Linked DNA regions of Homo sapiens: region 1 is linked to region 2. A link is a loop called in an ENCODE intact Hi-C map of the cell type or tissue named here. Cell type or tissue: GM12878. All regions are shown on one strand. Links, peaks and the distances in the headings refer to the core of each region. The heading gives the core; the rest is flanking DNA. Region 1 has its middle 37 kb from the start of EGR2. Region 2 has its middle 120 kb from the start of NRBF2.

What was found. Hi-C counts contacts between places; a loop is a spot of excess contacts. Peaks named below come from ENCODE experiments on the same cell type or tissue, not always from the same donor. Only the 100,000 strongest peaks of a DNase experiment are listed, where the experiment ranks them.
Region 1: a loop joins it to region 2, with 8 times the contacts of the local background. A loop is called at or near these places in 2 of 110 quality-filtered maps.

The regions. Positions count from the first base shown.
Region 1 is chr10:62,851,796-62,854,716 of GRCh38, reverse strand. No RefSeq gene overlaps it. Among named protein-coding and RNA genes, the nearest start is that of EGR2, 37 kb to the right of the region's middle. In GM12878, for the core only: no CTCF peak of the experiment used is centred there; DNase peaks (open chromatin) are centred at 1,526 and 2,376; H3K4me3 peaks cover 1,084 bases; H3K27ac peaks cover 1,161 bases.
Region 2 is chr10:63,008,776-63,011,696 of GRCh38, reverse strand. No RefSeq gene overlaps it. Among named protein-coding and RNA genes, the nearest start is that of NRBF2, 120 kb to the left of the region's middle. In GM12878, for the core only: no CTCF peak of the experiment used is centred there; no DNase peak of the experiment used is centred there.

The DNA of each region.
Region 1 (2,921 bases), core at 334-2,833, 160 kb after region 2:
GAAACCCAATCTCTACTAAAACTACAAAAATTAACTGGGTGTGGTGGTGTGCCCCTGTAGTCCCAGCTACTCAGGAGGCTGAGGCAGGAGAATTGCTTGAACCCGGGAGGTGGAGCTTGCAGTGAGCCGAGATTGTGCTACTGCACTCCAGCCTGGCGACAGAGCGAGACTCCATCAAAAAAAAAAAAAAAAAAAAAAAGAATTGAATAATTTTTCAAGACATACATTGGGATGTTGCATAAACAAGGCTGAAAAAAGTAACTTTTTTTTAAAGTAAAGAATAATGACTAGCTTGTTTTTCTCAGAAATGTATTAAGCATTGAATTATGTTATAAAGACATGACTTTCTATTTCCACATATTCTGTTTCAAGAAGCATTTTAACAGCAGCAGTTATGTCCTGGTTTATTGAGAATATCTGCCCCTGGAAATCTAAAAAATCAATATGTGTGCATTATTTTACCTACAGTCATAGCGTCATTGGACGTTAGGCAGGAAGGCAGCAGAGACACTTCCTGATGATCAACCCACTTGTTTTTACTAATACAAATCCTGAGGATCAGAGAGTGGAGAGGTTTGTCTGAAGTGATTCAGCTGCAGCCTGTGCTGGATCATCTTTATTGGCCTGGCTCCCTTTGCCAGCCAGCTCTGTAAACTACATGGATCAGGTTCTCTAGCCTTCTGGGTGGGAGGCAAAGGCAAGAGATTGGAGGATGAGTAGAGGGCAAGGCTGGGGTATTTACTCCATCAACAGCTTCCCTTCTGGGATGTGATTCAGTAGCGGTTGCATTTTTCGACCCAAAGCCGCAGCTCCATCCTGTGGTTCCTTTCACCCCAGGAGTGACCAGGCTTCCGTTGTTGCTAACTCCAGCCTGCTGAACCTGGCTCATGCCTTGCTACATAGTCCCTTTTTACTTACTAGTTTCCATTGAATATGTCATCTGTTTCTTATCTGGGCCCTAACCATACACATTCGAATCCAAGTCTTCTGACTACTGTCCAATGCTGTTTCTATTCCGTTCCCAAATTCAAAGGCTGCTTTAGAAATACAAAGGACTCTGAAAAGTTCTGAAGATCAAATGTACAGCAGGGTGACTATAGTTAATAACGCTGTATTATAGACTTGAAATTTGCTAAGTGAACCGATCTTAAGTGTTCTCCACAAACACACACAAGGATGACTATGTGAAGTGACGGATGTGTTAATTAGCTTGATTGTGGTGACTGTTTCACAACGTACATCAAAACGTCACATGCACAGCTTAAATTTATACAGTTTTTTGGTCAATTATACCTCAATAAAGCTGTAAAATATAAAGATCTATATTTGACAAAAAAGAAGGAAATATACATGACTCTAAGTGCTCTGATTATGTGGAAATATTTTAAAATACTTTGATGAAGTACTAGAAACAGAATCTAAAACTATGGGTAATGAGGCCACAGAGAGGGGAAAGACTGACTCTAGGGAGGTTCTGCAGGAAATCTTGCAAAGGTGAAATTTGACTGAGGCAAAATGTGGAACTGTCTAGAGGGGCAGGAGGGCACTGTGGTTCCTGTGTGGTCAGAGGAACTGAGGTTGCTGCTTTCAATCCTGCAAGAGCTGAAGTCAACCCACCCTGGGTGTGATTTTATGAGATATGTGTTTTTTATCCAGCACAGCCCCTAGGTATAAGCCAAATACTTTGTGCTCAACTAAAGAAGCAGTGCATTTTCCCAACACTGGATAGGAAAGCTGGTTGCATTTGTCTCAGAGAGGGGGCCCCTGCTGGTCTCCAGCATGGTGTCTAGTTGAGATATTGCCAAGAATCAACCTGACCAGGCAGAGTTTTCACCTTAAATCCTGACTTCACTGGAATATCATCTCTACATACTGGTGTTTCATCTTAATTCATTCCCACTTGCTTCCTTTTCCTCATGAAAATGGAATATCAGGCCGGGTGCGGTGTCTCACGCCTGTAATCCCAGCATTTTGGGAGGCCAAGGCAGGTGGATCACCTGAGGTCAGGAGTTTGAGACCAACCTGGCCAACACGGCAAAACCCCATCTCTACTAAAAATACAAAAATTTGCCGGGCACAGTGGTGGACACCTGTAATCCCAGCTACTCAGGAGGCTGAGGCAGGAGAAGCACTTGAACCCAGGAGATGGAGGTTGCAGTGAGCCAAGATCGTGTCACTGCACTGCAGCGCCTGGGTGACAGAGCTAGACTCTGTCTCAAAAAAAAAAAAAAAAAAAAAAAAGGAATAGCAGTAAAGTCATGAGGTAGAATGTAAAGCGAAGTTTCTTGAATAGAGCTGTGCCTCAGAACTGAAAATAACTTTGTTCTAGTCTCATCTCTGTCACTGACTTCATGGGACCTCATGCAAGTGTCTGGGACTCAGGTTCCTCTGAGTAAAATGAAAACTCAGATTAGAATGGCATTTGAGGTCATTTCTGCCTTTCAATTGCTATGATCCCCTAAATAATCAGACTAAATGACAACCTCTTCTCTCTTGAGCTCTCTGCCTATTTGGAGAAACAATTCATGTACTCAGGGTCCCTTCCTCCTGGGTCTTGGAATATGTTTCATAGAGAAAGTGATGAGGTTCTGGTACCCCTAACATTCCTGGACTCAGCAACTGGTGTCTAGACCCGAAGACCTCATGTTCCTGGAGCCCATCCTCTGGCCACTGTCTTCCTGAAGACATGTCATATAGGAAACACAAGGCAGGAGACAGATCTCACAACTTGATTGTTCTGTTGGTAGGACCAAAAGAATCATTTGGAGTTTGACTGCATTATCCAAATCACTTTTCCATTCTACTTGACTCCATCTGTCAACATATGCAAAAAAAAAAAAAAGTCAGTCCAACAATTTTCCTTTTTGATCTGTCCAAGGTCAAATAATCATTCTGGCTGACTTCTTTCCTTGTTGACCAGT
Region 2 (2,921 bases), core at 117-2,616:
ATTTTTTTAATTAAAAATTTTATTTTTTGACTAGCAGTTTGAATACAGGATACTTTAAATAATTCATAGAAGGATATTATATTCTGTAAAAGCCTGGGAAAGACATAAGATGAGAATAAAATTAGTTTTTCTCTCTTTAAAAAAATTAGCATTTTGGCCAGGCATGGTGGCTCATGCCTTAATCCCAATGCTTTGGGAGTCCAAGGCGGGAGGATCACTTGAAGCCGAGGGTTTGAAACCAGCTTCAGCAACATAGCAAGACCCCGTCTCTACAAAATATTTTTTAAAAAATGAGCCAGGTGTGGTGGCACACGCCTGTAGTCCTAGCTACTCAGGAGGCTCAGGCAGGAGTATCACTTGAGCCCAGGAGTTTGAGGGTTCAGTGAGCTGTGATTGTGCCACTGCACTCTAGCCTGGACAACAGAGCAAGACCCCATCTCAAGAAAAATTTAGCTTCCTGTTCCAAAAGAAAGATGAATGATAATTGTGTTAAAAATATTTTTATTTTCTTGGCATTTAAGGACCTTTTCAGTCTACCCACAAGTTACCTTCCTTGATTGCCACTGACATGCCTGCTTTAAGGAGAGCTCATCATGTCTTGCTTCTCTGTAACTTAATAGGATCTAATCCCCGTCTCTCAGCCTTATCATCTATATTTGAGTTTTCTAAATGATGCTTGGCTCTCCAGCTAGGTTATGGGCTTCTTAAAATTCTTTTAATTTACATATAATATTCCTAAAATGCACTAATATTTAGTGTACAGCCTGAGGATTTTTTTTACATTTCCACCCCGATGAAGCCACACAGTATTTCCAAAACCCCAGAAAACTTCTCTAGGCCTCTTCTTAGTCAAATATCCCATCCTCAGAGGTGACCACTCTTCTGACATCTGTCATAATCTGTGACTTCTATCATAGATTTATTTGGCTTTTTCTTGAACCTCATATAAATGGAATCATATTGGATGTACATTTTTGAGTCTGGCTTCTTTCTCTCAACATGGTGTCTTTAAGATTCATCCATGTGGTTGTGTGTAAGGCATGGATACTGTTTCTATCATCTTTATATCCCCAGGTTCTAATATAGTACTTGGCACATAGCAGATGTCCAACGATAATTTACTGAATTACTTGATGACTAGATGTATTAGTAGGATTCTTGGGTTACAAATAACAGAACTTCTACCCAAGTTACCCAAGATGACCTTATCTCCTATGTGAAGCTACCATCTCATGCAACTCAGAACTGTCTTCCCAATCTCCTGTGAACTCTAGTCACATATGAACTCTAGCTGCAAGGGACTCTGGGAAATGTAGTTTTAATTTCTAGCCTCTATAGTACAAGAAGAGATGCCAGAGGGCTTAGAGATGATACTGGATGAGCCATTATGCATTATTCTGTATTATTCTGATGAGCCATTATGCATTATTCTGTATTATTCTGATACAGAAATGGAAGGGTTGAAGTTGTCTAGGAAACAGAATCAGAAAGAGACAAGAGCAAGGGCTGCTTTGGAGGTCTAGGTGACAGCAATCAAGACACATTTCTCAAAAGGACATAATTGTTCCCTTCATTATGAAGACTTGAAGTCTTGGAAAAGAGGTCGTAGCTGGCAAAGCTAGGGTCACATGCCTATTTCTTGGGTAGGAGAGGATTGCACTGACAGTCTCACCAAGATAGCATTTGATGGAGAATTAATTCCTCAAAAGGAAATGGGATGTTACTGACAAAACAAAGGGATATAAACTTAAGGATAAAAGCCCACAAGTGCCCAGTAACAAAGCTAAAAAATAAGCAATGACAGTCTAAGTGTTCAAATTGCATTTCACACATTCTGCCTGAGAGCTGACATCCCCAAGATTTCTAGCAGTTAGAGACAAAGGGGGCTTAGAGACGTCATTTTATGGGGTCATGTATATTGTGATATAGTTTATATACAAGAAAGACACACTTTTTAGGTGTAGAGCACCAAAATAAACATGTGGAAGATTTTCATTACTCGAAAAAGCTCCCTGTTCCTCTCCGTAATCAGTTCTTTCTTCATCCCTAGTCCCTCCCCCAGTCCCTGGCAGCCACTGATTTGACTTCTATCCCTGCAGTTTTTCCTTTTCCAGAATGTCATATGAGTGAAAATGTAAGTTCAACTTATTTCAAATAGCCAGGAGATCATTTTGTCCAATGGTTTTTCCCTTTCTTTTCTACTCCACTAGGAACTGTTTTTATTCAAACAAACTTGTTTTGTTTTGTTTGAGATGGAGTCTTGCTCTGTTGCCCAGGCTGGAGTGTAGTGGTGTAATCTAGGCTTACTGTAACCTCCTCCTCCTGGGTTCAAGTGATTCTCCTGCCTCAGCCTCCTGAGTAGCTGGAGCACTACCAGCATGCACTACCATGCCCAGCTAATTTTTGTATTTTTAGTAGAGATAGGGTTTCACCATGTTGGCCAGGCTGGTCTGGAACTCCTGAGCTCAAATGATCTGCCTGCCTCAGCCTCCCAAAGTGCTGGGATTACAGGCATGAACCACCATGCTCAGCCATATTCAAATGAACTTTTATGCAGAAACTTAATATTTGAGACAGGTAGAAATGGATTGCTTTCATGAAACTGAGGTGAGGAGCTCAAGTCCAGAGTTCTTTCTAATAAAGCACTTTATCGTTTGCTCATGGAATTTTATTTATTTTGTGTATTCCAGAATCACAGTCAGTTCAGAATCTCTGAGTTTTTTCAAAGTTGGCTTCTTGTTGCAGAAATGTTCACAGAACATTTTCCACGGAGGGAGTCATGGCCTGGGAAGACTATCAGAAATGAGAAAATATTTCTTTTTCTTACATTTTTGTTAAATTATGGATTCTTAGTTGATTTTCTTGCTAAAAATGTTCATTTCAGGTCCACTAGGTGTCAGTTGCCATCTCTTACATCTTTT